Regions from separate parts of the Homo sapiens genome. Here region 2 is linked to region 1. Evidence: read pairs that join two places in POLR2A ChIA-PET (ENCODE). Cell type or tissue: Panc1. All regions are shown on one strand.

Region 1 (5,000 bases):
TGACCTTCTTATTCTATCTTCCATGTCCCAAATTTCTTTCATATTCTCCATGTTTTTAACTCCTCGTTCTGATTTATTAGTAACTTATTCATAAATTATCTTCCAGCTCACTAAATCACTCTTTGTGCTTAGTCTGTTTATCTCATCCATTGAGTTTCTAATTTCATTCTTGTTTTTATTTCTACAAGTTGTAAATGGTCTTTTACAATCTACTTGGCCATTTTTAATAGTATCTCATTACTTAATCCAACTTTCAATTTCTCATTTATTTCTTTAAATATAGTAAAACTACTTATTTTATATTCAAAATCCAGTGTTTCCAAAAACTGCCTACTTCCATATTTGATTCTATTGTTTGTAATTCTTATTAATTTGGGGGGTTGCTGTTTCTCAATATTTTTGGCCCCAGAGATTTCTTTTCCCTTCCCTTCTTGTCAGCTGAGTTTTAGACTTAAAAATGTATCATATTTATAATAAGAGGTGTTTTTCATGCTATCTTGCCTACCAAAGTGTTCCATCAAATTTTAAAAATAGAATAAATGTAGTTTCACCTCCAGTAATGTTGAATAAAGTAATTTTGATCACCCTTCCTGCTGAGAACAATATTTTTTTCCTTTTTTGGTAGAAATTAAAAAATTGTTTCTAAAATTTTTATGGGAGTAGAAAAGTCAAAGAAAAAAAACAAAAAAAACCTAGAGGAAGGTAAACAAAGCAGGACTTACTTTCCTTGATATTGAGTCTTATAAAGCTACAGCAACTAAGGGAGTTTGTATTGTTCAAAGATAGACAGGGAAACCAACAGAATAGAATTAAGAGTCCATAAAAAACCCGTACATATATGGATATTTGATTTATGGCAAAGATGGCACTGCCGAATTGTCAGTAAATGATAGTCATTTTACATAAATGGTGCCAACCAATTAGATAAACATATGGGGAAAAATGAGTCTTGACCCCTATCTCACAGCACACACAAGTTAATTCAAGGTGGTATAATCCAAATGTGAAGGTAAAACTAGAAAACTCCTAGGAAATAACCATAATTCACCCGAGATCAAATAGATAATGATCCTGTATTAAAGAAATTGAATTCACCCAGAGGGTTTCACTGGTGAATTATACCAAAAATTTAAAGAATAAACAAAACTAATTCTACACGATCTGTTCCAGAAACTAGAAGAGGAGAGAACACTTCCTGAGGAGCCCGGCATGACCTTAATACCAAAACCACACAAAGACACTACAAAAACCTAAAGATCAACACCCATTAGGAACACAGACATGAAAATCCTCAACAAAATATTAGCAGATGAAATGCAGCAATATATACAAGGAAATAATACACCATGACCAAATGGGGTTTATCTAGAGAATACAAGACTGGCTTAAAGCCTGGTACAGTGGCTCATGCCTATAATCCCAGCATTTTAGGAGGCTGAGGTGGGAGGATGGCTTGAGCTCAGAAGTTCAAGACCAGCCTGGGCAACATAGTAAGACCCTGTCTCTACCAAAAAAAAAAAAAAATCCCAAGAAATCTGAGGAAAATAAAAACCTCCTATAATTAATAAGTTAATTCAGCAATCTCAAACTCTTGGGCTCAAGGGATCTTCCTGTCTCAGCCTCCTGATTAGCTGGGACTATAGGCACAGCTACTATGCATGGTTAATTTTTAATAACATTTTTGTAGAGACAGGGTCTCACTTTGTTGCCCAGGCTGGTCTTGAACTCTTGGGCTCAAGCCATTCTCCCACATCAGCCTCCACAAAGTCCTGGGATTACAGGTGCGAGCCACTGAACTCAGCCAATCATATTTCTATATACCACCAATGGGTCATTGGAAGCTGAAATTTAAAAAATACTATTTATAATAGTTCCAAAAATGAAATACTTAGATATAAATCTAATAGGACACACATAAGATCTATGTAAAAATTACAAAATTATGAGGGGAAAAAAATCAAAGAAAATCTGAATAAATGAGCCAGGCGCGATGGCTCATGCCTGTATTCCCAGCACTTTGGGAGGCTGAGGCAGACGGATCACTTGAGGTCGGGGGTTCGAGACCAGCCTGGCCAACATGGTGAATCCCTGTCTCTACTAAAAATACAAAAAAGTAAGCCAGGCCTGGTGGCGTGTGCCTGTAATCCCAGCTACTTGGGTGGCTAAGACATGACAATCACTTGAACCCGAGAAGGGGAGGTTGCAGTGAGTCGAGATTGTGCCACTGCACTCCAACCTGGGTGACAGAGCAAGACTCTATCTCAAAAAAAAGAAAAAAACAAAACAAAAAAAACAAAAACCAATCTGAGTAAATGGAAAGATATACTGTGCTCAGTAATTGGAAGATTCAGAATAGTAAAGACTCAATTCTCAAATGTATGTATAGATTTAATGCAATTCCAACTAAAAAAAAAAGTGTTAGGCCAGGCGTGGTGGCTCACGCCTGTAATCCCAGCACTTTGGGAGGCTGAGGCGGGCGGATCACAAGGTCAGGAGATCAAGACCATCCTGGCTAACACGGTGAAACCCCGTCTCTACTAAAAAAGATACAAAAATTTAGCCAGGTGTGGTGGCGGGCGCCTGTAGTCCCAGCTACTCAGGAAGCTGAGGCAGGAGAACAGCATGAACCTGGGGGGCGGAGCTTGCAGTGAGCCGAGATGGCGCCACTGCACTCCAGCCTGGGTGACAGAGCGAGACTCTGTCTCAAAAAAAAAAAAAAAAAAAAAAAAGTCTTAGCAGGATATTTTTGTAGATAAAGAACATCTGACTCTAATTATACATGGAAAGGCAAAGGAAGTAGAATAACAAAAACAAGTTTTAAAAACAAGAATGATGTTAGAGAAAATAAACTTCCTGATTTTAAAATTTACTCCAAAGCTACAATAATCAAGACTGTATGGCATAGGCAAAGAGACAATGGAACAGAATAGAAAATCTACACAAATATGTCCAACTGATTTATTACAGAGGTGCAAAGAAAATTCAATGAAGAAAGGATTATATTTTCCATAAATGGTACTGAAACATTTGGACATCCATATGCAAAATGTCAGCTTCGACTTCACCTCACATCTCATACAAAAATAAACTTAAAATGGATCATAGACCTAAATGTAAAACCATAATTCTTTTAGAAGGAAATAAAGGAGAAAATTCTAATGAACTAAGGTTAGGCAGAGTTCTTAGACATAACAATCCATTAAGGAAACAAAATCAATAAATTGGACTTAATTAAATTTTTAAATGTTTGCTCTGCAAAAGACAGAAGAGAATGGAAAGACAAGCTCCAGATACGGAGAAAATATTTGCAAACTATATATCCATTGGAGGACTTGGGTTTTTTTTGTTTTGTTTTTGTTTTTTTTTTTTGAGACAGAGTCTTACTCTGTCACCCAGGCTGGAGTGCAGTGGCATGATCTTGGCCCACTGCAACCTCTGCCTCCCGGGTTCAAGCAATTCTCCTGCCTCTGCCTCCCGAGTAGCTAGGACTACAGGCACGTGCTACCAAGCCCAGCTAATTTTTGTATTTTTAGTAGAGACAGGGTTTCACCATGTTGGCCAGGCTGGTCTCGAACTCCTGCCCTCAGATGATCCTCCCACCTCAGCCTCCCAAAGTGCTGGGACTACAGGCGTGAGCCACCATGGCTGGCCCCTTTGGAGGACTTGTACACAGAATATATAAAGAACTCTCAAAACTCAATGTAAGAAAACAAACAACCTGATTTAAAAATTGGCAAAAAGATTGAACAGATACTCCACCAAAGAAAATATATGGATGGCAAGTAAACACACCAAAATATGTCCAACATAATTTACCATTAGGAAAGTACATGTTAGAGCCACACTGAGATACCAATATACATCCATCAGAAGGTAGAAAATTTAAAAATCTAGTAATACCAGAGGTACAAGGAGGAGCTGGTACCATTCCTTCTGAAACTATTCCAATTAATAGAAAAAGAGGGAATCCTCCCTAACTCATTTTATGAGGCCAGCATCATCCTGATACCAAAGCCGGGCAGAGACACAACAAAAAAAGAGAATTTTAGACCAATATCCTTGATGAACATTGATGCAAAAATCCTCAATAAAATACTGGCAAAACGAATCCAGCAGCACATCAAAAAGCTTATCCACCATGATCAAGTGGGCTTCATCCCTGGGATGCAAGGCTGGTTCAATATACGCAAATCAGTAAATGTAATCCAGCATATAAACAGAACCAAAGACAAAAACCACATGATTATCTCAATAGATGCAGAAAAGGCCTTTGACAAAATTCAACAGCCCTTCATGCTAAAATCTCTCAATAAATTAGGTATTGATGGGACGGATCTCAAAATAATAAGAGCTATCTATGACAAACCCACAGCCAATATCATACTGAATGGGCAAAAACTGGAAGCATTCCCTTTGAAAACTGGTACAAGACAGGGATGCCCTCTCTCACCACTCCTATTCAACATAGTGTTGGAAGTTCTTGCCAGGGCAGTTAGGCAGGAGAAGGAAATAAAGGCTATTCAATTAGGAAAAGAGGAAGTCAAATTGTCCCTGTTTGCAGACGACATGATTGTATATCTAGAAAACCCCATTGTCTCAGCCCAAAATCTCCTTAAGCTGATAAGCAACTTCAGCAAAGTCTCAGGATACAAAATCAATGTGCAAAAATCACAAGCATTCTTATACACCAACAACAGACAAACGGAGAGCCAAATCATGAGTGAACTCCCATTCACAACTGCTTCAAAGAGAATAAAATACCTAGGAATCCAACTTACAAGGGATATGAAGGACCTCTTCAGGGAGAACTACAAACCACTGCTCAAGGAAATAAAAGAGGATACAAACAAATGGAAGAACATTCCATGCTCATGGGTAGGAAGAATCAATATCGTGAAAATGGCCATACTGCCCAAGGTAATTTACAGATTCAATGCCATCCCCATCAAGCTACCAATGCCTTTCTTCACAGAATTGGAAAAAACTACTTTAAAGTTCAT
Region 2 (5,000 bases), 51 kb after region 1:
CAATATCTTTCCGTGGTACTAGTACTAGCGGTGCTAGTAATACAATATGAATTGGTCACCTTTATTGGCTACTTATGAAGTGCATTACATATAACTCACTTCATCCTCACAACAAACCCATGACGCAGGACATTAGTCAACCTTGACAAGAGCAGTTTTGATGGAGTGGTGGAGTAAACACTTGATTAGGAGCGAATGAGAAATAGAATCTCACCATTTGTAATCCTTAATGAATTAATCAATTTAAGCATTAAGCATCAGTGGCTGCTACAATCACAAAAAGGGAGACAACCAGATACGATTTTCCTCCTAATGGAAGTACAATAATACCACCTAGGAAGAGTTCATTATATTATTCTCTCAGAAAATAACAACATATTTGAGTGCTGACTGTTATCATCTAGAGCCAAGTGGATCCACATACTGCCATCTTCCAATTTAAAAAGAGTAAAATGCTAGACTTGAAGTTTTCTTTCTGCTTTTCTGTGGTGTGTACGTATTTTGGTGCTAAGATCTTAAAGTCTTGTATCCGATTCACGGTAAAGGTTTAAGGTATTCATCAAATGCAGGGGCAGGGAGAATAAGCCAGGGTTGGACCTGAGTGACCTCTCTGCCATTTAGAGAGCTTGTCCCAAAGCATTTGGCCTGTGGAGGAACCAGTCCAAGGATTTTTCCTATTAAGACTTCTAACCTGTGCACTTTATCCTCAATCTCACAAATACCTATTGGCAGAACTCATCTAAAACACACACTTCAGGCCCTAAAGATGTAGTTAGCCCTTTGGAAAATTGTTGACTTCGAGTCCATCTCATCACTTGGTTGTATTTCTTTCTTTATCAGGCCTGGGTCTGATAGCCTGGGTCACTGGTTTTCTGGTTGACACTGCAAATGAATAAATACTTTCCTCCCATTTGTGTCTTTCACTTTTAACTACCATCTCATCTCCTTTCTCTTCCACTGCCACACTTCTTGCTGTCGTTGCTACCCATTTCTTCCTAAACCATTAATATTGGGAATCCACTTCACCAGAAAGACTCGGAAGCCCCACTTAGACTTCAGGCCCAAGTAGCTGTCTCCAATTCAGCTTTTTCAGTGATGAAACAGCTGTTTTGCATCCATCTTCCTTATCTTGTGCCCCTTGTCCATTCCTTCTCTGTGCCCTATCAGTCAGAGCCCTGGGAGGAAAGGCGGGTGACTGGCATTACCACTGCAAGGTATTTAGGGTTATCCATCGCCTCTAATGGTCTCTCCTCTTATCTCTTCTCAGTTTTGCTGACACTTTTCCTCTTACTCTCTAACTGCGGTATCTCCCAAAATTCTGCCCTAGGTCCTTTTCCTTCTTACTCATCACACCCTCCTTGGATAATCTCATCCACCCCGATAACTTTAACTACTTCCTATACCCCAGTAACCACCAAAACTCCATCTGGAGCCCAGGTCCCTCCCCTCAGCTCTAGACAAATTTACCCACGGTTACTTCAAACTCGGTATGTGCCAGCCTGAACGTACCAGTCTCACTGGCTTGCCCCCAAACTGGGTCTTTTCTCCCATGCTCTTGCTCACAGTGTTTGTATGACATAGTCAGTGTCCAGAAAGATGTGGCGTAAAAAATCAATTACAGGCCAGGCGCAGTGTAATCCCAGCACTTTGGGAGGCCGAGGCAGGAGGATGACCTGAGGTCAGGAGTTCGAGCCTGGGCAACATGGTGAAGCCCCGTCTCTACTAAAAATACAAAAATTAGCCGGGCATGGTGGCAGGCGCCAGTAATCCCAGCTTTTCAGGAGGCTGAGGCAGGAGAACTGCTTGAACCTGGGAGGTGGAGGTTGCAATGAGCTGAGATTGCACCACTGCACTCCAGCCTGGGCAACAGAGTGAGATCCTGTTTCAAAAAAATAAAAAAGAATCAATTACAAAAATAAATAAATAAAAGATGAAATTCAACAGTAATAATGTAGGTCCTGTTCCTGGGCTTAAGCAAAACAGCAATAGCACAAGAACAGACTGGAGAAAAGATAGCTTAGCTGAAACACAGAGGAAATCTAAGTCCGTTTGACAGGAAGCTCAGTGTGAGTCAACGGTGTGGCGTGGCTGCCAGAACAAAGCTAATGGAATCTCCAGCTGCTTTCTCAGAAGCACGATGTCCAGATGAGCAATGATGGTCCTGGAGGAGTTTATTTAGTTCTGGTACCAGTTCAGAGGAAATATACAGGACAGTGAGGGAACTCAGAACTCTGTTCTATCCTAAGGAATGACTGAGTAAGCTGGCAACATTTAGATTGGATATTTGCAGGGCTCTCAAATTGAAAAAGAATTAGAGGTGTTCTGTATATTCTAAGGAGGTTAACACCAGGACCAATTTCTTGCAGTCAGAACTATCACACGATTATTTGGGCAGCATATTATGTAACCGGTTTCCTGTCATTGGAAGTGTCCAGATAACAAATGGCTGGCAAAAATGTGGCCAGCATTGGAGTTGCTGTAATTCATCTTGGGCTAATCACCCTTCTCCTCGTCCCTACTCCTGTCAAGTTCAAAATCTTTAATTACGCCCTCTCTCACATACCTTATAATTAAGCAATCAACATTTCCCATTGATTATTTCTCTAAAATATTCTCATATTTTCCCTTCTGCTGCATTCACATTATTACCCTGGACTAAGTCGCCTTGCCTAGGAAAGATTTTTTTAAAAAGGATATCTTCAAATACCATCCCAATCAACCTGACTTCCAGAATCTAAGTGGCAATCTGGAGTAACATTGTCAGTTGTTTTGGCCACCCAGCATCTGCACCTTTTTCTATATTTGGGGAATTCCCAACTCCAGTTATAGAAGCAAGAAATGATGGATCCTTTCTTTTCCAGTCTCCATTACAATGAAGGTACAGATTCTGATCGTCTTTCCTGACAGTTTAACCTCAAGATTGCTTCGGCAGATCCCACAACAGTATTTTTTATCTGCCTAATTAAATCATCATCTAGTTACCTGAAATGACATGCCCACTAAAGATAAGGTTTTGAGGGAGTGGGGAGTGGGAGCCCAGTGTCAAAAATTAAAGTTTTTATTAAAGATATATGATTTAAAAAAACAAAGCTTCTCAGTACCATGCCCTGAAACTCATTAACAGAAGCTGCTTTTACATATTTACACCATACTTAAAGTATACTCACGTCATCCATGTGTATTGCAGCACTATTCACAATAGCCAAGCTACAGAATCAACCTAAGTGTCCATTAATGGATGAATGGAAAAAGAAAATGTAGTACATACACACAATGGAATACAATTCAGCCATAAAAAAGAATGAAATCCTGTCATTCACAGCAACACGGATGGAACTGGAGGTTATTATATTAAGTGAAATCAATAAAAGAAAAAAGATGAACTCTGGCCACTGACATGGAGACAATTCTAGGATAAATTTTTAAATGAACAGACTAATGTACAGAACATTGTGTATCTTTTGTGTAAGAAAAGGAGGAATAAGAAGCTGTATATGTATTTCCTTGTGTTCATATAAAGAAATACTGAAAAGATTAAAGAAAAAAATTAAAAAATGGTTATTTGGGGGTAAGGGTAAATAGGGTGGATGAAGACAGAGGTGGAAGAAGTTTTCATCAAACATTTAAAATATATTTTTTAATTTTTGAAACATGACTGCATTACCTATTTGGTAGCAATTTTTAAAACTAAGTCAAAAGTAGAAGAATTGACAGGAAGATCAACAAAACTGCCCCAAAACAGACCCAATGAAGGATTTAAGATTTAGGTTACATTTAAGATAATTTTCTAGAAACAGAAATATAAATGGCTTTTATACTTGAAGAGATGTTCAACCTCACTCACAAAGAAATTTAATTAAAACAAGATACCATTTATCATCTATTGATTTTTCAAAGATAAAAACATTTAACAGTACACTGTATTTGAGGACAAGCACTTTCATACTCTGTTGCTGAGAGTAAAAATTGGCATTATACGTTTACATGCACTTCAACTCAGCAATTCAACTTCTAAGAGTTTTTTTTACAAGCATAATTGCACATAACCACAAAGACCAATGTACAAAGATATTTACCACAGTATTGTTTACAGCAGCATGAGACTGGAAACAAGAGAAGTTCTATCATAGTATCTCCACATAGTGAAATATTATGAAGCTGTTATGGACTGATATGGACCAATCTCCAAAATACATTACTAAGAAAGGAGGTTACAAAATAGTGAGTATAGTGTGCTACCATTTGTGCAAAAAATGGGGAAGTATATGTGCTTGTATATGCATGGAATATATCTGAAAAGAAAATCAAGAAACTTGTCTCAGAAAAGAAATATAAGGGTTCTCCGCTTCTAGGAATGTAAAAAGATGCAAAGAACATCCTTCCCACTATGACGAGAAAAGCTGGACAAAACACAAAATCTTCATTTTCTTGAGCCCATCAGAGAGTGGAGGTCACAAGGCGCCCAAGTGATCTGACTTCCACAGAGGGATGACAATCCCTTCCCACGGTATATAGGACTCATGGAGGAGATCCCTCCCTTAGTGGTGATCCTAAGCACAGAGACTTCCAGTTGCTGAGGTAGCCCACGACCCAGAAAACAAGCTACCTGTATAGCCAACCCAGGTCCCTGGCCTTCCTCTTCACCATAACAGGAAAGAATTAAAGTAGATATCTATCAACAGAATTCTCACTTAAGCTGAAGGAATTCACTGTTCAATCTGGAACAGAATTTCTCCCTCTTGGCACCACTTGGACCCATTTGGGCCAAATTCATTGTGGTGGAGGACCGTCCTGTGCATTGCAGAACATTTAGCAGCATCCCTGGCCTCTACCTACTAGAGAATGCATCCACGGAGATATGGTTTGGCTGTGTCTCCATGCAAACTTCATCTTGAATTGTAGCTCCTATACTATAATTCCCACATGTTGTGGGAGGGACCAGTGGGAGATAACTGAATCATGGAGGCAGGTCTTTCCCATGCTATTCTCACGATAGCAAA

Evidence for each region. Peaks named below come from ENCODE experiments on the same cell type or tissue, not always from the same donor. Only the 100,000 strongest peaks of a DNase experiment are listed, where the experiment ranks them.
Region 2: POLR2A ChIA-PET joins it to region 1 with 7 read pairs; 3 of 35 experiments call an interaction of 5 or more read pairs at or near these places.

What each region holds. Positions count from the first base shown.
Region 1 is chrX:154,684,929-154,689,928 of GRCh38, forward strand. All of the region lies in intron 8 of GAB3 (GRB2 associated binding protein 3), which reads right to left. Among named protein-coding and RNA genes, the nearest start is that of CTAG2, 34 kb to the left of the region's middle. In Panc1, no CTCF peak of the experiment used is centred here; no DNase peak of the experiment used is centred here.
Region 2 is chrX:154,736,104-154,741,103 of GRCh38, forward strand. All of the region lies in intron 1 of GAB3 (GRB2 associated binding protein 3), which reads right to left. Among named protein-coding and RNA genes, the nearest start is that of GAB3, 12 kb to the right of the region's middle. In Panc1, no CTCF peak of the experiment used is centred here; no DNase peak of the experiment used is centred here; H3K27ac peaks cover 3,998 bases.